Regions from separate parts of the Homo sapiens genome. Here regions 2, 3, 4 and 5 are each linked to region 1. Evidence: chromatin contacts called from ENCODE Hi-C or POLR2A ChIA-PET data. All regions are on one chromosome and are shown on one strand. Each heading gives the region's core, a stretch centred on a gene start or an enhancer-like site at or near the end of the contact. The rest is flanking DNA. Distances are from core to core; before and after follow the strand shown.

Region 1 (4,744 bases), core at 732-3,231:
CTGTGGGACCAGTGAGGCATGGGCTGTGGCTGGCAGTAGGAAAGCGGGAGAGGCTGAGTGCAGTGGCTCATGCCTATAATCCCAGCACTTTGGGAAGCCAAGGCAAGAGGCTTGAGCCTGGGAGGTCCAGGCTGCAGTAAGCCATAATCATGCCACTGCATTCTAGGCTGGGCAACAGAACAAGACCTTGTCTCAAAGACAACAAAACAAAACAAAAACGGGGAGAGGAAAGGACCCAAGAGATGTTCCAAAAAAGAATTTCAGGAAACAGTGAAAAGTTGCAAATGGGGCATCAGGAGCCAGGAGCAGAGATTAGGTGGCAGGCAGGGGGTGCAGAAATGACAAGTTCTGTCTGGAACAGATGAAATTTGAGGTGCTTGTGGGACCTTTGAGTGGGCAGAAGCGGGGGCTGGAGACAAGGGTGTGGGAAAACTGTGATGGGGGTTGAGGGTGGAAATCGGGCCGGCAGAGCCTCCGGGGCAGAGAAAGTCCTATGGGGTGACCAGATGAGTTGAGAACTGGGTGGGTGGGTGCAGGCTCAATGGAAGCAGAAACTCATGGATATTGACTTACATGGGAGAAGGGGAATGGATGGGGGTCGCAGTGGGGTGGCAGGGCTCTCTTTTCCTTGTTTTTGTTTTTTTGCCCTTCCCTCTTCTCTTACTTTTCCGTGAGGGCTCCCCAGGCTCAGGAGAGATCAGGGTGGAAGGGTGACGGCCAAACCAGGGAAGGCTCCAGGTGGCTGAAGCCTGGTCTGTGCCCAGCAGGGCCCTGGCGGGCTGTTCCTCACTCCACCGGGCAGGTGATAACTGGTCAGAGCTGCCTCCCCACAGGTGCTGGAGGTAGGCTGGGAGGGCCGGTGCTCCCTGATGTGGACAGGGGGAGGGGTATTGATAAGAGGCGTGGAGAGATCCCTAGAGATGCAGTCTGTGGCCCTGGGTTCCAACCCAGTGTGCCACCACCTGGCTGTGTGACCTTCAGCAAGTGCCATTATTTCTCTGAGCCTGTTTGTTTATAAAATGAGGAAGAGTTGGCACAAGTTTGAAAAGATTTCTCAGGCTCCACCCGGTTCTGAAATTCGGTAATTTCCCAACTAGGGTGCACTCCCCCTGTAAGGGGCTGGGGAGGGGACGGTGCGAAACCAAGTTCAGCTTGTGGAGCGGAGCCAGAGCTGTTGGCCGAGCTTGGGCCTGGCCAACGCCTGCCCTCGGGAAGGTCCTGTGTAGGGAGACTGCCTGGAGGGACTAAGCGAGGGCTCTAACTGACGTCTCAGGGGCAGCCTCTCAGCCTGAGACCCTGCTGGGGAAGCCGCGTCCTGTGCACTAGCTGCGCCTAGGGCTGAGGTGAGGGCGCAGGCTCCCCAGGGTGTGTCCGAATTGCCCGCCTCAGCCCGCGGCCTGTCCTGACCGCCCAGCAGCGGCAGCAGCGACACCCTAGGGCTCCAGGAAGGGCTTGGGAAGGTGTAAAGGCGGGGCTAGGCTCGGAGGGAGCCGGAGGGACCGGGCGCGGTTGGCTCCCGGGAGCAACTGGAGAGTGAGGAGATCCTCATCCGGGGAAGCCCCGCGGCCGCGTCTCTACAGCGCCCCTTCTCGGGCTCTGGCCCTCCCGCTGGTTATTCTGGACCTGGGGGCCCCCAGCTGGGACCCGAGTCCGGTGCGGGGAGCCTAGTGGGCCTGGGAGCTGCTATTTTTAGCGGGCGCGGCGGGCGCGAGGAGCCTATTTATAGATCAAACAATCCGCGCTCCCTGCGTCAATGGAACCCCGCGTGCGTCACGCGCGCAGACATTCCAGGCCCCCCCTCCTCGCCCCGCCCCCTCGGGCTCCCCGGGCCGCACCTCCCCCTGGCCGCCTCCCGCCGGAACCGCACCGCCCCCCGCGCCCTTGTATGGCCAAAGCTCGACGGGCGGCCTGCGTCAGTGGCGCCCCCGCCCCTCCCCGTGCGTCACGGAGCGCTTAAGAGGAGGGTCGGGCTCGGCCGGGGAGTCCCAGTGGCGGAGGCTACGAAACTTGGGGGAGTGCACAGAAGAACTTCGGGAGCGCACGCGGGACCAGGGACCAGGCTGAGACTCGGGGCGCCAGTCCGGGCAGGGGCAGCGGGAGCCGGCCGGGTAGGTTCCCTTCGGGGAACGTGCATCTGTTTTTAGGAGCGGTGCATGAAGGAGATGGGTGTACGCGCGGGCAGAGAGGATGTTGTAGGGCCGGCATGCAAGAGGGTAGGTGTAGTGTGCAGCTGTAGCACAACGGGATGAGAACCCAGGTCAGACTGGAAACTACTGGGTGCGGGGTAGGAGGTAGGGGAGGTTGACTACCTGCAAAGTGGAAGCTGTAGGGGGTTGGGGTTGGCGCCGGGAGTAGGGACTTGTCCAGCAGGCGGCTGGCCTTAGTTCAGTCTCCTAGGGTGCCCAACTGGGCGCACGGTGCTCTGAACTTGGGTGGGTGTGGATGGGGGTCACAGCACCGTGGGGGAACAGGTACACAGAGCTTTGGCGCTGCTGGGATCCGTACGATTCTAACTGGGATTGGATTTCCAAAAGGCCCTCCTTCCTCCCAGCCTGTCAGCTCCCTCCCAGTGTCCCGGTTGTTTTCTTAACACTTTAGAGGCTGTGGCTGAGTTGGCAGGGGTTCCCCACCCTGAACTTTCTGTCTGAGGTGCGTTAGGAAGCCTCCGGATCATTGAAGGAAGTGACTGGCTTGGTGGCTGACCTGTGGAGGGCTGCTTGCTGTGTATTGAATAAAGGAGGCTTCTTGGGGTCGGGGCAGGGTCTCTGTAAGCACAGGGAGAATTGATTTCGCTGGGGCTTGGATCACGTGTGTGTGTGTGTGTGTGTGTGTGTGTGTGTGTGTGAGAGAGAGAGAGAGAGAGAGAGAAAGAGAGACAGAGGTGGAAACCCTTGTCCTTGGGGATCCTGGATAGAAGTTGCCAGTGTTGGAGTCTTGGGGCGGTGCTGCCTAGAGGATACCTCCCAACCATTCCAGCTCCAGATGCTGATCATCCCTATGCCCCCTCCCCCAGTAGTCTCTGTTGGATCTTACAGGTAGGGTGCAGCCTGAGGCTTGTTCAGCAGAACAGGTGCAAGCCACATTGTTGCCAAGACCTGCCTGAAGCCGGATTCTCCCCACTGCCTCCTTCAACCCCGCCTCTTCCTCCTCCTGTGGGACTGCTCCCCCCTCCTGTGAGGCTAGATGTAGGTCCATATCTTGTGTTGTTAAGAACCTGCATGAAGGGGGAGGGACTGATGGGGGTTGATCCGGATGTGGGACGTCCAGGTGGAGAAACAGGATTTGAATAAGGCAGGAACAAGCGCCCAGTTCTGCCCAACTGCTGTCTTTCCTCCTTCACCCCCAGCCCATCCCTGGCCAGGCTGTCCTAGTGCAGGCAGATGTGGCCACCCTCACCTCTCGCAGGGTGCTGCATGCCTGTGGACTGGTGCCACTGGGTGTGTGGGGCCTGAGCTACAAGGGTCTCTGTTGTCTTGGTTGTCAGGCTAGGGGTGGAGGTGCCCTGTTCAGGGCCTGTGGAGTTAGAAGGAAGGCTAGGACCAGAGAGGACTTCCTGGGCTCTTGGCCAGGAGGTGGTGACAGCCTTTGCCCCCATCACTGCACCCCTTGATTATGGTACTCTGTTCCTGCTTGATTTCTTCTCCAGCTTCCCTCATTGACTGGTGAGGCCAGAGTTACGCAGACCCCAGGTGTGTAGGTTGGGAGGGAGACTGTCCTGGAGCCTCCTCTGCATTATTTTTTGACCATTCTGTGAATGTAAGGATCTGCCTGAATGATGCTATCTCTGTTCAGGCTCTCTTCAGGCTCCTCGGGACTGGGGCTGTGTAACCCCCTTTGCCTGAGCCTCTGGATTCTTCAGGGCACAGACCCTGCTTTAGTGGAGGGACCCAGGCAGGGGCAGAATGTCTTCCACCCACCCACCAGCAGGCTTCTCCTTAAGTCTTCTGCTGGACTCTCAGAGTTCTCTTATTAAGATAACTGGGGGCAGCAGAACATTCTTTTTAGGTACTGTTGTCCATTCTCCTGAGAGTCCAGGGGGCTGTGGTCTCCTTCCTCCCCCCTTGCCCTGTCCCCAGCAAATGGCCTTTAAAGGTCTGGAGCCAGGTTACCGATGAGGAGGCCTAGGTTCCCTTCCTCTTTGCTTCTGGGAGCATCTCGAGCAGTGCAGAGTGGCTTCCCAGCCCCAGATGGCAGGATTGGGGTGGGTTTGGGATCTGCTGCCTTTGCTCAGTGTGCAGGGTTGGGGTGGAAATGGGGGACAGGCTAGGGCCTCTGCATTAGGCTGCCTTCTTAGGCAGGTGGGCTTTCACTTCCAGCTCCTCTTCCATTTTCACGATGTCCTTCTTCCTAGGCACTGCGAGGGGAGGAGAAAAGGGGCTTTGCAGAGGCCTGGGAGTATTCCCAGGAAGTGCCTGGTTGGCGAAACAACCAGGGAGCTGCTCCTGGGAGCTGGGCTGAGGCTTTGCTGGGCTGCCTCTCCCACTCACCCTTCTCCCGGCCCCCACCATGCCTTCCCCATGGGGGAGGGGCAGGGGGCTGGAGGAACACAGCTTCCCCCTGTTCTAGCAGAGAAATGCTGGCTGTATGCCTCCCCTAGGGTTCCCAGGCTGACTAGGGTGTGGCTGGCCTTCTGATGGAGCCCACTCATGCTGGGCCGCTGCCCAGGGGCTTTGTGGCACCTAGGTCGAGATGGTACTCAGGCCAGGGGTCAGGATTCCTGGGTGCTCTGGTCCCGGTGCCTCTG
Region 2 (4,434 bases), core at 1,817-4,316, 1.3 Mb after region 1:
GACAGTTGCTGAATGGACTAAACAGCTATTAGAATCTTCAGAGCTTGGTTTACAAAGATGAGTAATGCAGTTTCTTCCTTCCAGGAAATTTCTCCCTTTCTGGAAGTTTCTTTTCCCCAGTTTCTTCTCTTGGTGTTTTTGTTTTGTTTTGTTTTCTTTTCTTTTCTTTGAGACCAAATCTTGCTCTGTCGCCCAGGCTGGAGTGCAGTGGCATGATCCCCGGTCACTGCAACCTCCGCCTCTAGGTTCAAGCGATTTTCCTGCTTCAGCCTTCCGAGTAGCTGGGACTATAGGCATGCACCACCACGCCCGACTAATTTTTGTATTTTTAGTAGAGATGGGGTTTCACCATGTTGGTCAGGCTGGTCTCGAACTCCTGACCTCCAGTGATCTGCCCGCCTCTGCCTGCCAAAATGCTGGGATTACAGGCATGAGCCACTGCGCCCAGCCTTCTTGGTGTGTTTTAAACTAGGTTTAGGGCCTAATCACTTGAAAGAGCTACTTAAAAATAGGTTTAGGGTGGAAATCTAGGAATCTGCCTTTTTTGAAAAAAGAACCCAGAGGATTCTGAGAGTGTGTGACATTTCATTTTGAGAAACCTTGATACAGTGAGAGATGAAATTAATTGTCATGTATTCTGATAAATTTTATAATAAAGGTATCTAAGAGGATGATGCCATTTGATCCGTCCTGGGAGTAGGCTTTTTTTTTTTTTTTTCAGGAGCTAGACAGTAAAAATTAAAAAGCATCTATATATTTACTTTTTTTTTTTTCTTTGAGATGGAGTTTCACTGTCGTTGCCCAGGCCCGAGTGCAATGGCACGATCTTGGCTCACTACAACTTCTGCCTCCTGGATTCAAGCGATTCTCCTGCCTCAGCCTCCCAAGTGGCTGGGATTACAGACATGTCCCACCATGCCTGGCTAGTTTTATATTTTTAGTAGAGACGGGGTTTCTCCATGTTGGTCAAGCTGGTCTTGAACTCCTGACCTCAGGTGATCCGCCTGCCTCGGCCTCCCAAAATGCTGGGATTACAGGCATGAGCCACCGCGCCCAGTCTATATATTTACTTATTTTGGAGCAAGGTCTTGCTTTGTTGTCCTGGCTGGAGTGCAGTGGCAGGATTTGAGCTCACTGCAGCCTCAACCTCCTGGGTTCAAGCGATTCTTCCACCCCAGCCTCCCGAGTAGCTGGGACTACTGGCGCACATCACCACGTCTGGCTAATTTTTGTTATTTTTTGTGGAGACGGGGTTTCACCATGTTGCCCAGGCTGGTCTTTAACTCCTGGGCTCAAGCGATCCGCCCGCCTCGGCCTCCCATAGTGCTGGGATTACAGGTCTGAGCCATTGCGCCCGGCGGCAGTTTAATTCCCTCAAGAATTTATAGAAAACTTTTGGTGGAACTATTCTGGGTTGGAATCTAACACTACAACTCATTTGCTTTGTGACCTTGGGTAAGTCACTTCTCAGCCTAAATGTCTTCACTTATAAAATACATAATATAGCTGATACTTAATAAAATCTTCCTTTTAAGGATGACATGGAATACTAACTGCCTCCCTGACTTAGGCACCTAACACGGTAGGCAGTCAGCAATCACTTCACCTTTTTACCTGTTTAAAGCAGCAGAGGCCTCAGTTCTTACCTTCAAAGGGCTTAAAATAGTTTAGGAGAATTCACATTTTAAAACATAAGAACATATAAGCAGGTGACAACATATAAGATACAAATACTGAAGGACATGACCTCATCGTGTCATTGACAAGCTATTAAGGCCGGCTCCACCAAAACACGGATAAAGAGGAGGCCAGAAATCCAGGTGCCTGCAGTAAAGTTTCTTAACCTTCGTGATTGCAAAAAGCTGGAGCTCAGCTATCTTGCTTTATGCATAGGCGGTATTTACTATTAAGGGGGAAAAAATGGAAGTGACTTATCCGCACTTTAGCCTCAAGGCTTGAAAAGTTAACCAGTCGTTTAAGTGGTTAGCGCCTTTGTCTGGGGGAACTTAATAAAATCGCGTTTTCTGGAGTCTCACGGAGACTCTGCATATTGGTCAGCTCAGTATTAACTTATTCGGTGAGTGCTGTCACCAGATCTCGTCCCGCCTGCATTCCCAGGGCTTGCAGCGACATTGAGGCATCTGCCCGCCTGTCCGACCACCCGGGAGGGGGGTAAGATTTGAGAGGTACTTTATAGGGGCAGTTAAATGAAGACGCAAACAAGTCCTAGTGTTGATGCGGAACTGCGCGCCGAATGCCTTGGCTCTGACACCTGTTGAGCTGCAGGACTCCGCTAAAGCGTCCCACCTAATGACTGTAACAACGTCCCCTGAGGAGGGCCAATATGGCGACGGTCTCCTCTTGGCATAGCCCTCTTCCCTCCCTCATGATGGGCAGCTCCAGTAACGCCCATTGGCTAACTAGGAGGCGGTGCCAGGCCTACTTCGTCCCCTCATTGGATTGAATAACTGAGGGAGCCGCCAATTCTCCTCTGCCACTCCAAGTTTCCGCCCTCAGTTAATTCGGCGTTTAATTGGCTTTTAGTTCACGTCAATATGCGTCCTTTCCTGTCTCTTTTCAGTCTAACTCCAATCATAACGTTCCTGGCTGCCCGCCTGATTTCTGATTGGTTTTAATCAGCTTCATCCTCTCCTATTCCTGCCTACTTCTTACCTCTCCGCCCACTAGGATTTTGCCCAAGCATATCCCGGATTCTGGTTGGCCGTTGTTCTGTCATTCCTATCAAAGCTTTGCCTATCCCTACGTCTCAGGGAGCCCGCCTGCCGGTTGACTGGTTTCCTTCCAAGCCAATCATCTCCAGCTCCCGCCCATCTTCACTTCCTGCATCCTTCATTGGCTTTTAACACTGAGAGGGCGGTCTTTTTAGGCGGACACCAGGCACGCAACTTAGTCTCACACGCCTTGGAGAGCAAGCGAGTCTTGCCATTGGATAATTCCACCGTCTTTCTTCTGCAAGTCCCTCCTTTCCCCCTCCCTCATTGGGCGGGGCAGCAGAGAAGGGGCGGGGCCTAGGTTGGGCTTGTGGCGCGCTGCTCCCTCCTCCTTACCCCCCCCTCCCTGTCCGGTCCGGGTTCGCTTGCCTCGTCAGCGTCCGCGTTTTTCCCGGCCCCCCCCAACCCCCCCGGACAGGACCCCCTTGAGCTTGTCCCTCAGCTGCCACCATGAGCGGTAAGGATGAGTCCACTCCAAGCTTAGGGGTGGGAGGCGAGTGAGGGGGCGCGCGCGAGGGCCGACCGGGCGATCCCCGCCGTGAAGCGGGGGCGGGCGGGAGGCGGCGGCGGCGGCGGCCTAGGTCCCGCCCGGGGCGGAGGGAAGGGAGGGAGACGGGGCAGTGGCGGGGCCTCCGAGGAGGAGGGGGATGGGCCGCCCGCCCCGGGGGAGGGGGCAGCGTGGCCTCGCCCGCCCCCTGCCCGCCCCGGCCACGGGGGACGGGCCTTACCCCCCACTACTCGGCCGCCCGCCTGAGGCTCCTCCCGCCGGGGGCTGGAGCCGCGGGGGCGGCCCGAGCAGCGAAGGCCCCGCCCGGGCCAACCGCCTGCCTGGTCCGCCCTCTGGTCGCCGCCTGCTCCAAGGCCCTCCTCCCCCCACTTTCCGTAGATTTCCCTTCCCCCCCGCCCCCCACCGTCCCGCCCTTTCCACGCCCCTCACCCCGAAACCGCCCTTTCCCTCAGGGCCCGCCCTCCGCCCCGAAACCTTCTGACTACTAACCTGTAGATCCCTTTAGTTCCTTAGCAGTATTCACAAATGTTTTTCTACTCACACTTTTTACTTCTTTTTCCCCTCTCGTTACTTTTCACACTTGGATTTTTGTTTGTCTTTTTTTTTTTTTTTTTTTTTGAGACGGAGTTTTCGCTCTTGTTACCCAGACTGGAATGCAATGGTGCGATCTCGGCTCACTGCAACCTCTGCCTCCCGGATTCAGGCGATTCTCCTGCCTCAGCCTCCGGGAGTAGCTGGAATTACAGGCATGCGCCACCACACCCGGCTAATTTTGTATTTTTAGTAGAGACAGGGTTTCTCCATGTTGGTCAGGCTGGTCTCAAAACTCCCGACCCCAGGTGATCTGCCTGCCTCCGCCTCCCAAAGTAATGGGATTACAGGCGTGACCACCGCGCCTGGCCTCTCCATCTCTTTTAAACTTAATTTTAGCAAGCTTTCCATGCACCCACATGTTGTTTTATGCCTTACCTGTCCTTTTCCTTTTTTTCCCTTAGGATACTTTTTCTTATTTAGAAACTCTCACCATGCCTACCGTCCTTCACATTTCCTATCCCCAAAGCACTTTTTGAATGTTTTCTTAGTTTAATTTTGTACAAGGGAGAATTAAGGCCCACTTTTGGCACATTGAACCTAGTTCATGTCCTGCATGCCCTGCAGCTCCCCTCTGCCCTCCAATCCATTTTCTTTATACTG
Region 3 (4,433 bases), core at 1,400-3,899, 1.2 Mb after region 1:
TCATTCCCAGGCCTGGCTCCGCCCTCGCCCTCCGCGCGCCCGCTTCAGGGCCGAAAAGTGCATTCCTGCGGCTCGGCGCGCGCTGCCTCCTCCTTCCTTCCCGTCTCCCCACCCGCGGTCCTAGGGCCGGAGCGCGCTCCCGCCGTGAACTCTCTGGGAACCCCCCTCGGGGCGGGTGGCCGAGCGCGCTCACCTCCTCCTGACCCGGCCCCGCCCCACCCCGCCCAGGCCGTCTTCAGCGCTGCCGCGGAGTCCCCCCGCCCCCTCCAGCGCAGCCAGAGTCTACCCCTCCTAGCCCGAGCAGTCCGCCCTCCGCCGCGGCCCGGGCCGCCTCCCTCCGAGTCCCCGAAGCCTTATCCCGCAACTGACGCCCCCTAAGCGCCTCGACCGTCTCTCTCGATGCTCCTTCTTCGAACATAACTTCACTTTTAGAGCACAAAACTACCCCATAAGCTGTGCCTGCCGTGCCAACTGCGCCTCGATGAATCTGCCCCTGATGGCCAACTCCCCTCCTCCAGTTTCTCACTGCCAAGGGCTCCCTCGGCAATAGGGGCGCTTCTGGTCACTGACTGTTCTCAGGGTCTTTAAATACCCTCTAGCCTAGGCATAACTGCCCTCCCTTCGGTTAGTGCCCCTCAGCTCTCCAAGGCCGCAACACTGTTCCCTGGGTTGCCCCTTCCGGCACTGAGCGCCCTCGCCCGGCGGAGAAGGGGGTGAGGTGGGCGGGGGGCTGGCCACGTCAGAAGTTTGCCCTGGCCCGGCAGGGCCGAATGGGGGGACCCTGGCCCCGGACAGCGCCAGCAGCGGCGACTCCCGGAAATCCCCCCCTCCCCCGCGCCCCGCCCTCAGCCGCCGGGCCGCCCGGCCTGCCTGCCCAGCCGGCTCTGTCAGCGCCGCTCACACGGGCAGCGCCGCGGAGCGGGAGCGGCGCCCGGCCCGGCCCTTCCCCCGCCAGGCGGCTGTGGCTGGGCCAGGGCGGGGCGCGCTTTTCTAAGAATCTGTTGTACCGGGTGGGGGGCGCACTGGGGTGCTGCAGGAGTGGGGCGCCTGTTGGAAGAATAAAGGGCAGGAAGGGGTGCCAGAGTAGGCGAGGGATGGCGGGCGCGGGGGAGGGGCGGGGGGCTGCCGGGGCTGGGAAAAGGCCTGACTTGTGGATGGCGAGGAAACCTCGGGGTGGCAAGGCTGACTAGGGGGCTTGAAGCAGGGATGGAGAGGGAATGCACTGCTCTTTCCAACCCAGTGTAAACTCCCTTCTCCTCCCCCAACCCCAAATACCCATTTCTGAATCCAGTCACCCGAACCCCACAAAAAAAAGAAAGAAAGAGAGAGAAAGAAAAGAAAGAGAAAGAAAGAAGAAAGAAAAAGGAAGAAAGAGAAAGGAGGAGAAAGAAAGAGAGAGAGAGAGAGAGAAAGAAAGAACTTTCTGAATCAGAATCTGACCAGCAGCAAACAACAACAAAAACAGTTAAGTGCAAAATAGGGAGTACCCCGAAAACAAGAGGGAAAGAGCCTTGATTAGTCAACTTCAAGCTGTCAGTACCCCCCTTCCCCCTCAGAAATCTGAAAGGTCCCAATTAAGTCAGGCCTGCCTGGTTGGTAATTAGAACCAGAAGTGGCCAGGCCACAGGGAGGGGGGTTGGGAGGAGGGCACAGGAGGAGTTGGGGGAGGGCTCCAGGAAGCCATGAGTCCTCAATAGCCCCCGTTTCTCTTCACCAGATGCACCCCACTCATCACCCCATCTGTGTGTGCATCCCAGGCATTGCATGGAGGGGGTCCTTAGGACCAGGCATTACGGTGTCAGGCCCGCCCTCCCCATCAACCCTGACCCCCCCATTCTAGACAGACTTAGTACAGCCTTGGGGAGAAGGTAAGAGGGTGGGGGATCTAGTGCCCCCTCTTTTCCCCAAAGTTTCCCCAGCCCTTATTGCAGCAATTAGACCCATTAGCCTTCTAGCATTTCATGGGAACCAGATGTTCTCCACCATCCTGGTGGGAGTATGAAGGGGGGCTGCTGCCTGACTCACCCCCTTCCCTATGATCCCCACCACCAGGGCATACCCCCCTCCCAGCTAGAGCCCCACAAAGGCATAGCCCTAGAGGCAAAGAGGAGAGTACCCCTTCCCAACTAACAAAGCCATTAGCACTCAGATTCTTTCGGGGTCACCCCTTAGAGTCCCTGCCACCCTGGCAAGGATGAGTTTGGCCAGGACGAGGCAGGGCAGGGACAGCTAACTCCTCATGCACCCTGCCTTTCCCTCCTTGCCACCTTCTGGATGGGGCTTGAGGATAACTGGCTCTGAATTCCTCACGCTAAATTCTCCCTTTTTTCTAAAACCTTCCCTCGAAAAGCTGAAAAGGGGGCATTTCAAAGTAAAGCAGGCCCTGCCAGAAGGGTAAGTCCTGAGGTAGGAGTCCCACCTGAAGGGCAATGGGAGGGGGGTCTCTGGAGGAGGGGGCAGCAGAAGAGCAGAAGAATAGCGAGGTGTGAATGAGAGTGGGGCCCAAAGCAGGGATGTGAGGCGCGTTGGGCAGGATGGGGGCTGGGACCGGGTAGGGGGCCAGGAGAGGGGGGTGCAGCCTGGGCCCTGGCGGCGGCGGCTTGCCCGGCTCCCCCCGCCCCCCCCCCGCCCAAGAGGTTTCCTGTTGCAATCAAAGCCCCGTTTGTGTCGGCCTGGAGCTGGAGCCTGTGCCGGAGGAGGAGAGACCGGGGAGGGGAGGGGAAAAGAGGCAGTCGACTGGGGTTTTTTCCTGGAGGAGGCCTCACTGCCCTTACCCGCCTGCTTGTTCTCCTTGCTTCTCCCAGTGCCTGGCTTCTCTGTGTCTGCACCTTTGGGCCTGGGTAGCTGTCCCTTGTCTTGTCTGTGAGTCTCTCTTTTTCAGTTTCTTTTAAGCAAGACTTTCTCTGTGCCAACCTGTCCTCAGTTTCTCCATGTGTGGTGACTTAGTGTGGTGAAATCTGGGCTCCTTGCCCCAGGGACAGTGGCCCCATGGCCAGGGCAGCATCACCAGGTTCAGAGGACAAATTGGGCTAGGTCATCAGGACCACAGCTATCTGCTCAGGGGTGGGAGGACGGCAAGGCTTCCCTTCTCTTTCATCACACTCTGTTCCCTATAGAAAGCAAATCTAGAACACACTAAGATTCACAAACATAGAGATACATAGGGACACAGACACCTGAGGTTTCATGCACATGCATGAACACACACGCACGCACACACACGTACACACACCCCTCTGCTTTCCATGAGCACAGGCCTGTGCTTGCCTCAGCAGCACGTGCTCCCTGAGCCTCCCCTCCACCACCAGACAGTTCTGAGATGCCTGTCTCACCCCCCTTCAGACCCCGAGACAGCCCCAGGAAGTAGAGCAAGACTTCACTTCTCAACAAGGATGTCCCCAAGGTGCCAGGGACCCAGCAATAAGATCCAAGAGCCAGCCCCAGGGAGAAGTGCCAGACCTCTTCAAGGGCCACCTCTCTTAGTCTATGTGTGAGAGAGAATGTGTGTGTGTCATCCATAGAATAAGGGAGAGGGTGATGAGATGCACAAACTCAATGTGAGTATGCCTTTGGCATCAGATTTAAGCCTCTAAACCCTCTCCACTAGATGCTCCCAGCCAAAAAGGGACAGCAGGTCGGAGAAATGAGAGAGGACACTCTCTCATCCTTCTGCTACTCTCCCACTCTGGAAGGTTTCCCAGACTCCTGGATCTCTTCGTCTCCCCTATGTCTTCCTCTCTGCTACCACTAGGTGCTGCATGCCCCACCCCCATTAAAGCCGCATAGCAACCCACCCCCAAGCCTTCCCCTCCTCCCTCCTCCTGCCACTTCCCTGCCCAGGCCTGTCCTTCCAGGCTAGCCGCACCCTCCCCAGCTACCTGCCCTGGCTCTGGCTCCTCCCTTGGATTTCTCCTTTCAGCCCCCTCCTTCAGCATGGCCTTCGAAGATGGAGCCCGGCCTGACCACTTCCCTACCTTAATCTCACTTTGAACCCTGACCTTGATCTCAGTGTGTCCATGGCACAGGGGCGCAAGGGGGACGTCACTGGGGACTGGGTACTAGCTCTAGCATTATCCCCACTACCATTCTCTCTCCTCTCCCTCTCCACTCCATCTCCTTTACTTGCCTCTCCCAGAACCTGAGAAAATCAAGTCCCAAGAGGCTGAGTTGTAGGGTTCTCTGCCAGAAGTACATTCATGTGGGGAGGGTGGTTCCTTCCCACTTCCCCAGGTCCCTAGGACAGATTCATGGGGTGAAAATGAAGTCTGGGGAAGCCCAGCTGTAGTTTCCAAAAAGGGTACTTTGTGCTGTCTTGTTCACCTACATGCCACTCAAATAACCCCTGTTGGACTACAGACATGCCACCAGCAGGCTTCACCAAACGCCAGCCACAGCGTCAGCAGCACTACAAAATCCCTCCTCACTCCTCACAC
Region 4 (4,820 bases), core at 1,261-3,760, 1.4 Mb after region 1:
AGCATGGTGAAACCCTGTTTCTACTAAAAATACAAATATATATATGTATATATATATGGCAGGTGTGGCGGCAGGCACCTGTAATTCTAGCTACTCGGGAGGCTGAGGCAGGAGAATCGCTTGAACCCGGGAGGCAGAGGTTGCAGTGAGCTGAGATCCTGCCACTGCACTTCAGCCTGGGCGACAGAGCAAGACTCAGTCTCAAAAAAAAAAAAAAACCCAAAACCAAAATCCAGATGCTGGCAAGGTTGTGGAGAAATAGGAACATTTTTACACTGTTGGTGGGAGTGTAAATTAGTTCAACCATTGTGGAAGACGATGTGGCGATTCCTCAAAGATCTAGAACCAGAAATACCATTTGACCCAGCAATCTCATTACTGGGTGTATACCCAAAGGAATATAAATCATTCTATTACAAACATACATGCATGTGTATGTTCACTGTAGCACTATTCACAATAGCAAAGACATGGAATTAATCCAAATGCCCATCAACAATAGACTGAAAAACTGTGGTACATATATACCATGGAATACTATGTAGCCATAAAAAGGAATGAGATCATGTCCTTTATAGGGACATGGATGAAGCTGGAAGCCATTAACCTCAGCAAACTCATGCAGGAACATGTTCTCACTCAAGTGGGAGCTACACAGTAAGAACACATGGACACAAGGAGGGGAACAACACACACTGGGGCCTGTTGGGGGGTAGGGTCAGGGGAGTGAGAATATTAGGAAAAATAGCTAATGCATGCTGGGCTTAATACCTAGCTGATGGGTTTATTGGTGCAGCAAAATTTGTGCAGCAAACCAGCATGGCACACATTTAACTATGTAACAAACCTGCACATCATGCACATGTACCCCAGCACTAAAAATAAAAATTAAAAGAAAAAAAGTTTAAAATATTTCAAATGCTTTAGTTTAATATGACATATTTGGCATAAAATTTATTGTCTTAAATTTTTTTGTATCCCACTTTTTTTTTTTTTTTTTTTTGAAACAGAGTCCTGCTCTGTTGCTTAGTCTGGAGTGCAGTGGCATGATCTTGGCTCACTGCACCCTCTCCCTCCCAGGTTCAAGCGATTCTCATGCCTCAGCCTTCCCACTAGCTGGGATTACAGGTATGTGCCACCATGCCTAGCTCACTTTCTTTCTTTCTTTCTTTCTTTTTTTTTTTGAGATGGAGTCTCGCTCTGTTGCCCAGGCTGGAGTGCTATGGCGTGATCTCGGTTCACTGCAACCTCCCGGGTTCAAGCGATTCTCCTGCCTCAGCCTCTCAAGTGGCTGGGATTACAGGCACATGTCACCACGCCCGGCTAATTTTTGTATTTTTAGTAGAAACGGGGTTTTACCATATTGGCCAGGCTGGTCTCGAACTCCTGACCTTGTGATCCGCCTGCCTCGGCCTCCCAAAGTGCTGGGATTACAGGCGTGAGCCACTGCGCCCGGCCACTTGTATTTTTTTTTTTTTTTTAAAGGCTGGGTACGGTGGCTCACGCCTATAATCCCAGCACTTTGGGAGGCCGAGGCGGGCAGATCACGAAGTCAAGAGAGCGAGACCATCCTGGCCAACATGGTGAAATCCCATCTCTACTAAAAAATAGAAAAATTAGCCGCGTCTGTAGTCCCAGCTACTTCGGAGGCTGAGGCAGGATTATCGCTTGAACCCGGGAAGCGGAGGTTGCAGTGAGCCGAGGTCGCACCACTGCACTCCAGCCTCGTGACAGAGCGAGACTCCGTCTCAAAAAAAAAAAAAAAAAAAAAAAGGGAGGCCATTGTAGGGAGGCCATTGTAGCAATTCAGGGGAGAGATGAATCCAGGCGACAGATGATGGGAGGTTTGGAGCAGGGAAGACAGAGAGAAGTGGAGAGATTCCAGATATATTTGAGAGACAAAACTGATAATTTGGGGTAAGGGAGGTGAAGGAGGCAGAGGGATCACGGACGCCCTCCTTGGTTTCTGGTTTAGGCTACTTGACAGATGGCGGAGCTATGCAATTGAGAGAGGGAATCCTGGGAGAGATTATGAAATCTCTGTATCTTCCGCAAGAATGTTTGTTTGCTTCCCTTGCGAGTGTAAGACGGAGCCGGGAACATTGAGGCTTGGGGCTGGGACTCAGCAGCTCTTCTGCCCTTGCCGAGAACTCTGTCTATATCTGTATTACAACACTTACCATAGTGTATTCATTTTACAAGGTATTGCACCCAGTGAACCATGAGGTAAGAGAGCAAGGGAAGAGTTTCTTCTCGGTGTCTCTAGGACTTTGCCCAGCAGCTGGCCCCGCCCCCTCCAGCGCTCTCCGCCTAGCCCCGCCCCCAGGAGATTTCCGGCTTCTCGGTACTGGCCTAGCCGTAAAGGGCTCCGCTCCGCCCCTAGAGCAACCGTTTCCTCCTCAGTCGGACCAGAGTGATTGATTAGTTTGTTGTCTAATCATCAGTCGAGCGGCCACATAATTACCAATTAGGCAGTAGCAGAGGCGGGTGCCGAAGCACGGGGTCTGGGTGACTAGGAAGAGCCGAGACTGCGAAGGAGAACGCAGCAAGCCCAGGCGGCGGTGGAAAGGTGATGGGGTATCTGGATTCCATAGGTTTTTCCTTTTCCCCTTGCTAGGTCAAGAGTCTCTTCGCAGCTTGGGGCTAGGATCTTCATTTGCCTTTTTTCTTTTTTGGAGGAAGGGGGCTGTGTCCACATATTTAAGTATTTGAGGTTCTTGGGCAACTTCCTTCTTACTTCGCCTCGAGGCGTATCCTTTTTTTAGCCTGAGGTGGGGTCCTCCCCAGGGAGAGAGAAAGTTGTTTGAGATCCTTTCTTACTCTGTGCGTGGTTAAAGGCCTCCGTACTCAGTTCCAGGGAAAGGGAGATGAGTGATGGTGGGGCCGAGACTCGCGGGTACTGCCTACTTCCGAAGAGTTAGACGCTTCCACCTGGGTGGAGGGGCCCTGGGAACTAGATTCCTGTGTTAGGAACCAAGTAGGTATTGAGGGCGAAGAAACAAGTGGAAAGAGACATTTCTTTTCTTTTCTTTTCTTTTTGAGACGGTGTCTTGCTCCGTCGCCCAGGCTAGAGTGCAGTGGCGCGGTCTCGGCTCACTGCAACCTCTGCCTCCCGGGTTCAAGCAATTTTCCTGACTCAGCCTCCCGAATAACTGGGATTACAGGTGCCCGCCACCGCGCCCGGCTAATTTTTAGATTTTTAGTAGAGACGGGGTTTCACGATGTTGGCCAGGCTGGTCTCGAACTCTTGACCTCGTGATCCACCCGCCTCGGCCTCCCAAAGTGCTGGGATTACAGGCGTGAGCCACCGCGCCCAGCCAGAAAAGAGACATTTCTTATGTGGAAGTTGTGGTAGTTCTCCAGGTAGGAGAGCCTACTGTGGGGTGGAAGACGTTAGGGCTGGGCTCCGGTGCTAAGTCCACTTCCTACCTCTAGACCGTCATCTTTTTTGCCTCATTTCTTTCTCCTCAGGCTGGAGGACACACCTAAACATGTGGAATCCCAATGCCGGTAGGTGTTTGGGGGTTCTGTTCCACCCCTAACCCTTTTTCTGATGGGCTCTATAACAGGAAGTTTCTGTATCAGCTCCCCTACCCCCGACCTGCTGTACCCGCAAAAGCAAAGTCCTTAGTCTAGAGCTGACCAGTGCTTTTTAATTTAATTTAATTTATTTATTTTTTGAGATGGAGTCTCTGTTGCCCAGGCTCACTGCAACCTCCGCCTCCTGGGTTCAAGCGATTCTCCTGTTTCAGCCTCTGGAGTAGCTGAGATTACAGACGCATGCTATCACGCCCGGCTACTTTTTGTATTTTTAGTAGAGATGGGGGTTTCACAATTTGGCCAGGCTGGTCTCAAACTCATGGCCTCATGAGATCTGTCCACCTCGGCCTCCCAAAGTGCTGGGATTACAGGCGTGAGCCACCGCGCCTGGACTGACCAGTGCTTTTGTCTTCCTCAGAGTTCACTGTCTCCCTCCTCTCCCTAGCCCTTCCAGGGACATTCCCCCTTTTCTCCCCAACTCAAGTTTGTCTCCCCTACCCTCCATTCTTCTTTGTCATCTTTCCGTTTCCCTTTAAGTATTGAGTGAGAAAGAATCTCTTTCTTTTTGTTGTTTGTTGTTGGAGACTCTGGGGAATTCTAATGTTTATTCTCTGCTTCTTCCACCAGGGCAGCCAGGGCCAAATCCATATCCCCCCAATATTGGGTGCCCTGGAGGTTCCAATCCTGCCCACCCACCACCTATTAATCCACCCTTTCCCCCAGGCCCCTGTCCTCCTCCCCCAGGAGCTCCCCATGGCAATCCAGCTTTCCCCCCAGGTGGGCCCCCTCATCCTGTGCCACAGCCAGGGTATCCAGGATGCCAACCGTTGGGTCCCTACCCTCCTCCATACCCACCGCCTGCCCCTGGAATCCCTCCTGTGAATCCCTTGGCTCCTGGCATGGTTGGACCAGCAGTGATAGTAGACAAGAAGATGCAGAAGAAAATGAAGAAAGCTCATAAAAAGATGCACAAGCACCAAAAGCACCACAAGTACCACAAGCATGGCAAGGTCAGTACCCTCTGGAGACTGGCTAGGGAAGGAGTCCCCCCTCAGAGGGACTAGGTAGGCAGGGGTTGGGTGAGGGGGATTCACATTCTGTGGACGTGAGGGATGACAATTGTGTCGCTCTGGTAGATGATTCTTCCTTTTTATAAAAGATTGCTACTGGGAAGAATCTGATTATCTTGAAAATAAACATCAGGCTTCTCCTATCTGGGGGGAGTTAGGGTGAGCCTTAGAATGGATTTTAGAATCAAAAGCCAAATCTTTTCTGCCCTA
Region 5 (4,752 bases), core at 2,080-4,579, 1.3 Mb after region 1:
GAGTCTCACTCTGTCACCCAGGCTGGAGTGCAGTGGTGTGAACTCGGCTCACTGCAACCTCTACCTCCTGGGTGCAAGCAATTCTTGCACCTCAGCCTCCTGAGTAATTAGGATTACACACGGAGTTTCACCACATTGGCCAGGCTGGTCTCGAACTCCTGACCTCAAGTGATACACCCGCCTTGGCCTCCCAAAGTGCTGGGATTACAGGCATGAGCTTCCGCGCCCAGACTATCACTGCATTTTTAGATGAGAGAACAAAGGTGTGAAGAGGCTAATTAATATGAACAAGGTAATCTAAGTAGAAAGTAGCAGTCAGGATTCAACCATCTATCTACCCCAGAACCTATACTCAAACCACTTTTTCCTGAATGAGTAATATGATCATTCCTTAAAGTGAACCATCCAGAGAAGCAGATTTGGAGAGAGAAATAAAGAGACTGGATTTGAGCATGCTGAATATATGAAGTCTGCGAAATATTCAAGCAGGATAATTTGGCAAACACGTGAACACCAGGTCTGATGCATCAACTGGAAATCTAGCCCCAAGAACACCAACATTTAAGGGACATCAGGAAGAGGAGCCACCAAAAACCCTGAGAAGCAGCAGCCACAGAAGTAGGAGACAAGGAGCCTGGGAATGAATGGCTTTTCAACAAACTGATATTCAACTTCACACACACAGGCATGCCCATTAAACTGTACTGAAGTACCAAAGATCAAAGCTTGACAGCACATGTGTTGGAAAACAGGCACTCCCATACACTGCTGGTGGGACCATATACATGTACCATTTTGACAGAGGGCTATTTGGAACAGCTCACAAAATTACAGATGAACATACCCTCTGAGCCAGCAACTTAATTTCTAGGAATTTATCCTACAAATGGTAATGGTATTAATAAAAATATTAAGTAACCCTTTTTTTTTTTTTGAGACAAGGTCTCACTCAGTGCCACTGCACTGGCACAATCTTGGCTCACTACAACCTCCACCTCCCAGGCTCAAGTGATCCTCCTATACATAAGCCTCCCAAGTAGCTGGGAATAAAGGTGCATGCCACCATACCCAGCTAATTTTTGTACTTTTCTTGTAGAGAAAAGAACATGGTTTCGCCATGTTCCCCAGGCTAGTCTCAAACTACTAAGCTCAAGCAATCTGCTGGCCTCAGCCTACCAAAGCGCTGGGATTATAGGCGTGAGTCACTGTGCCTGGCATAAATAACCCTTAAAGGAATTAATATGTGCCATTAATAGGTCCAGGTGCAGTAGCTGTAATCTCAGCACTTTGGGAGGCCAAGGCAGGCCTGAGGTCAGGAGGCCAGACCACCCTGGCCAACATGGTGAAATCTCATCTCTACTAAAATACAAAAAGTTAGCTGGGCGTGGTGGCACATGCCTATAGTACCAGCTACTCGGGAGGCTGAGGCAGGGGAACTGCTTGAACCAGAGAGGCGGAGGCTGCAGTGAGCCGAGATCGCACCTCTGCACTCCAGCCTGGCAACACAGCAAGACTCCGTCTCAAAAAAAAAAAAAAAAAAAAAAAGAAAAAGAAAATGAGCCGGGCGCGGTGGCTCACGCCTGTAATCCCAGCACTTTGGGAGGCCAAGGCGGGCACATCATCTGAGGTCGGAAGTTCAAGACCAGCCTGACCAACATGGAGAAACCCTGTCTCTACTAAAAATACAAAATTAGCTGGGCGTGGTGGCACATGCCTGTAATCCTAGCTACTCGGGAGACTGAGGCAGAAGAATCGCTTGAACCTGGGAGGTGGAAGTTGCAGTGAGCTGAGCACGCCACTGCACTCCAGCCTGGGCAACAAGAGTGAAACTCCATCTCAAAAAAAAAAAAGAAAATGAAACCAGGTAGTGTAGCTCCACTCCTACAAGTGCAAAGTGGATGACCTATGTAGGAGATTATTCAGTGCAACCTTATATCTGATCTTGCTGAGCTTCAGGTAAAAGCTCAGAAGTGGTAATGCCATGAGGTGGGGGCAGGGAGCAGGTTCACCTAATCAAGCCAGAAAGCAAGGCAAGTTACTAGAGATGAAATGGAAGTACTTTTTCCATAGTGTTCCTGGGAAGGGCAAGGAAGGGAACCTGACATTTATTGAGCATTTGAGTTCTATAATAAGGACTAAAAATTTCATATGATTTAGGATATACAGCTCTCGTGGAGACAGCCTGAATAAAAGTCTTTTGAAGAACACCCCAAGGTAAAGGGGTGTTGACTCATTTTCCAGGATCTGCAGACTGTGACCCAGGAAACCCTTTGCCATGCCTCACCAAATGTTGATGCATCTCTTCCACACTTGCTCCCGGTGATGGATGAAGGCAGTTCTTGTGCCATGGTCCAGCCTTCCAGGGGTCTTTAGGGGATCCTTTGTCAGTTGTAGGACAGGAAGATTGATCCACTATAGCACAAAAGTGAGGAGTGTGACGGTGATTCAGTCTCTTCCCAAATCTTTAATTCCGTGCCATCTCCAACCCACCGCTGGGCTAAGTATAAGAGATTCCAGAGGTCTGTTTCCCATTTCCACAAAGCTAACACTTGTGAGAATGGGAAACAAGTCTTAGCTCCCGTATCTGTGCAACTAGAATAATATTTCATAGGGTTGCTGTGATTATGAAACCATATGACATTTTTAGAAAACACCTGACTCAGCCTCTTTCTTACATAGCAAACGCTCAATAAATGTCAGTTTCCCTTCCTTGTCCTTCCCAGGAACACCATGGAAAAAAGTTCCATGTTGTATCCTTCTGATCCTCCCCAGATACTGTCCCCAACTTTTAGATAGTTCTCCCGCATCCTCACACTCCCTAGATTCTCCCTCATTCTCTCCATTCCCTCTAGGCCTCCTCCACAGCTCCTTAACCGTTCCCCCGTTATACTCCAATCCCAGTCCTAAAACAGATTCCAGCCCTTCTAGCCTCCTGCCGGGGCCAAGCTGTTTCCACTCCGCCAGACTCTGTGACCCTGCCCCTGTCACACTGCCTCCTTTCCCCAGTAGTCCCCGACTCCGCCCCCATGCCTGTAGGTCCCCTCCCTCCTCGCCCTGGCCACCTGGCCCCGGAAGTCGGGGGGCGGGCTCTCATAGCTACTGCCCGTCACCAGCTCGTTATTGTGCTCATATAGGGTGACTTGACCCCGAGGCGGTGGAGGAGGGAACAACCCCAGAGAGCACATCTTGCCGGTTCGCAGGACGTCTGCAGTCGGCAAACTCCTGGCCGGAACGGCACAGACCGCACTCCCGCAACTCGGTTCCCGGGCTAGATTCGTATGCGGACGGGTACCGCAAGGGACAAACGGCGAGGCGGAACTCAACGGAAGTGAAGAAAAGACTAACGGGAAAGAAGGACGAGTACGCGGTCCCGGGACAGACCTCCAAAGCTTCTTCCTGCGCCCCCTGGCGGCCGGAGGGGGAGCAGCGCGGACACGTCCCCCGGCCAACCGTTGGTTACCAGGCTGGAGTGGGGTTTTTTTCTGTTGTTTTCCATGAGACTACTGTTTTTCCCAGCTCCGAATTCCCGAACACCTTCTCCCACTCACTATCTTAGCGCTTAGAAAGCCCGAAATAAGCCACATTCAGGGAAGTACCAAATTAATCCTCCCAGGCCTGTGGATCACCCAGAGGAAAATACAGGCTATGTCACAGGCAGCTGGCTGGAAAGCTGAGGGAAAAGCCTCAGAGAGGAGGAACAGTGCTGCACCCACACGGTTAGGCGTCCTGGAAAGGGAGGTGGGGACGGTTGGAAAACTAACATTTCCTGCCAGGCGCGGTGGCTCACGCCTGTAATCCCAGCACTTTGGGAGGTCGAGGTGGGTGGATCATCTGAAAGGAGTTCGCAGACTAGCCTGGCCAACATGCTGAAAACCCCATCTATACTAAAAATACAAAAATTAGTCGGGCGTGGTGGCGGGCACCTGTAATCCCAGCTAATCGGGAGGCTGAGGCAGGAGAATCTCTTGAACTCCGGAGGGGGAGGTTGCAGTGAGCCAAGATCGCACCATTGCACTCCAGCCTGGGTAACAAGAGGGAAACTTCGTCTCAAAAAGGAAAACTTTATTTTATTTTATTTTTTTGAGAGACAGGGTCTCGCTCTATTGCCCAGGATGAAGGCAGTGGTGCTATCTCAGCTCACTGCAACCTCTGCCTCCCCGGTTCAAGCGATTATCCTGCCTCAACCTCTGGAGTAGCTGGGATTACAGGCATGCTTCACCACGCCCAGCTAAGTTTGTATTTTTAGTAGAGACGAGGTTTTACCATGTTGGCCAGGCTGGTCTCAAACTCCTGACCTCAAGTGATCTGCCTGCTTTGGCCTCCCAAATTGCTGGGATTACAGGCCTGAGCCACCTTGCCGGGCTGCAAAACTATTTCCTGAGCACTTGTTACGATAAGTGCTTTTATAATCTTTACAACCCCATAAGGTGGGTGCTGTTCTGTCACCATGAGGAAAGTGAGTCACAGAGAGATTGGACCTAGATACACCCAAACCAGTTATTCTCACTTAAGAATAAAAGTAAGGCTGGGTGTGGTAGCTCACACCTGTAATCCCAGCACTTTGGGAGGCCGAGGCTGATCTCTTGAGCCCAGGAGTTCAAGACCAGCTTGGGCAAAATAGCAAGACCCTGTATCTACAAAAAATTCAAAAGTTAGCCAGCGTGGTGGTGGCAAGCGTCTTTAGTCCAGCTACTCAGAAGGCTGAGATAGGAGAATCCAGACTACAATGATCCAAGATAGCACCACTGCACT

What was found. A loop is a pair of places that touch in the nucleus more often than their neighbours do. ChIA-PET counts read pairs that join two places held with the same protein, here RNA polymerase II (POLR2A). Pooled maps may share reads with other maps.
Region 2: a loop to region 1 is called in a map of naive thymus-derived CD4-positive, alpha-beta T cell, with 24 times the contacts of the local background. The contact joins the promoter of SP1 here to the promoter of NR4A1 in region 1. A Hi-C loop is called at or near these places in 1 of 168 maps with a recorded cell type or tissue (naive thymus-derived CD4-positive, alpha-beta T cell) and 7 of 50 pooled maps. POLR2A ChIA-PET finds 5 or more read pairs at or near these places in 1 of 52 experiments (activated B cell).
Region 3: a loop to region 1 is called in a map of ascending aorta, with 3 times the contacts of the local background. The contact joins the enhancer-like site here to the promoter of NR4A1 in region 1. A Hi-C loop is called at or near these places in 1 of 168 maps with a recorded cell type or tissue (ascending aorta) and 3 of 50 pooled maps. POLR2A ChIA-PET finds 5 or more read pairs at or near these places in 1 of 52 experiments (HepG2).
Region 4: a pooled map shows a loop between it and region 1 (5-fold over the local background). The contact joins the promoter of PRR13 here to the promoter of NR4A1 in region 1. A Hi-C loop is called at or near these places in 7 of 50 pooled maps. POLR2A ChIA-PET finds 5 or more read pairs at or near these places in 2 of 52 experiments (H1 and activated B cell).
Region 5: a loop to region 1 is called in a pooled map, with 8 times the contacts of the local background. The contact joins the promoter of AAAS here to the promoter of NR4A1 in region 1. A Hi-C loop is called at or near these places in 6 of 50 pooled maps. POLR2A ChIA-PET finds 5 or more read pairs at or near these places in 2 of 52 experiments (PC-9 and activated CD4-positive, alpha-beta T cell).

What each region holds. Positions count from the first base shown.
Region 1 is chr12:52,049,461-52,054,204 of GRCh38, forward strand. It overlaps NR4A1 (nuclear receptor subfamily 4 group A member 1), which reads left to right and starts at 1,982. Exons shown (of 7, transcript NM_173157.3): 1 at 1,982-2,108. It overlaps LOC107984510 (a long non-coding RNA gene), which reads right to left and starts at 1,694. Exons shown (of 2, transcript XR_001749148.3): 1 at 574-1,694. RefSeq lists a silencer at 1,617-2,026 and enhancers at 2,118-2,675, 3,527-3,646.
Region 2 is chr12:53,377,110-53,381,543 of GRCh38, forward strand. SP1 (Sp1 transcription factor) reads left to right here and starts at 3,067. Exons shown (of 6, transcript NM_138473.3): 1 at 3,067-3,189. The coding sequence starts at 3,183. RefSeq lists enhancers at 2,160-2,660, 2,564-2,863, 2,696-2,990, 3,841-4,434 and a silencer at 3,104-3,733.
Region 3 is chr12:53,220,907-53,225,339 of GRCh38, forward strand. All of the region lies in intron 3 of RARG (retinoic acid receptor gamma), which reads right to left. Among named protein-coding and RNA genes, the nearest start is that of RARG, 9.1 kb to the right of the region's middle. RefSeq lists silencers at 68-117, 678-1,027. Within about 2 kb of position 2,650, at least 21 of the 41 ENCODE cell types and tissues checked have a DNase peak (open chromatin) inside an H3K27ac peak, as active enhancers do; they include ascending aorta, where a contact is called at or near this core.
Region 4 is chr12:53,439,224-53,444,043 of GRCh38, forward strand. PRR13 (proline rich 13) reads left to right here and starts at 2,511. Exons shown (of 4, transcript NM_018457.4): 1 at 2,511-2,569; 2 at 3,472-3,510; 3 at 4,168-4,550. The coding sequence starts at 3,492. RefSeq lists enhancers at 1,483-2,248, 1,979-2,068 and a silencer at 2,359-2,508.
Region 5 is chr12:53,318,281-53,323,032 of GRCh38, forward strand. AAAS (aladin WD repeat nucleoporin) reads right to left here and starts at 3,330. Exons shown (of 16, transcript NM_015665.6): 1 at 3,063-3,330; 2 at 2,285-2,412. The coding sequence starts at 3,185. RefSeq lists enhancers at 1,869-1,958, 3,177-3,366, 3,447-3,496.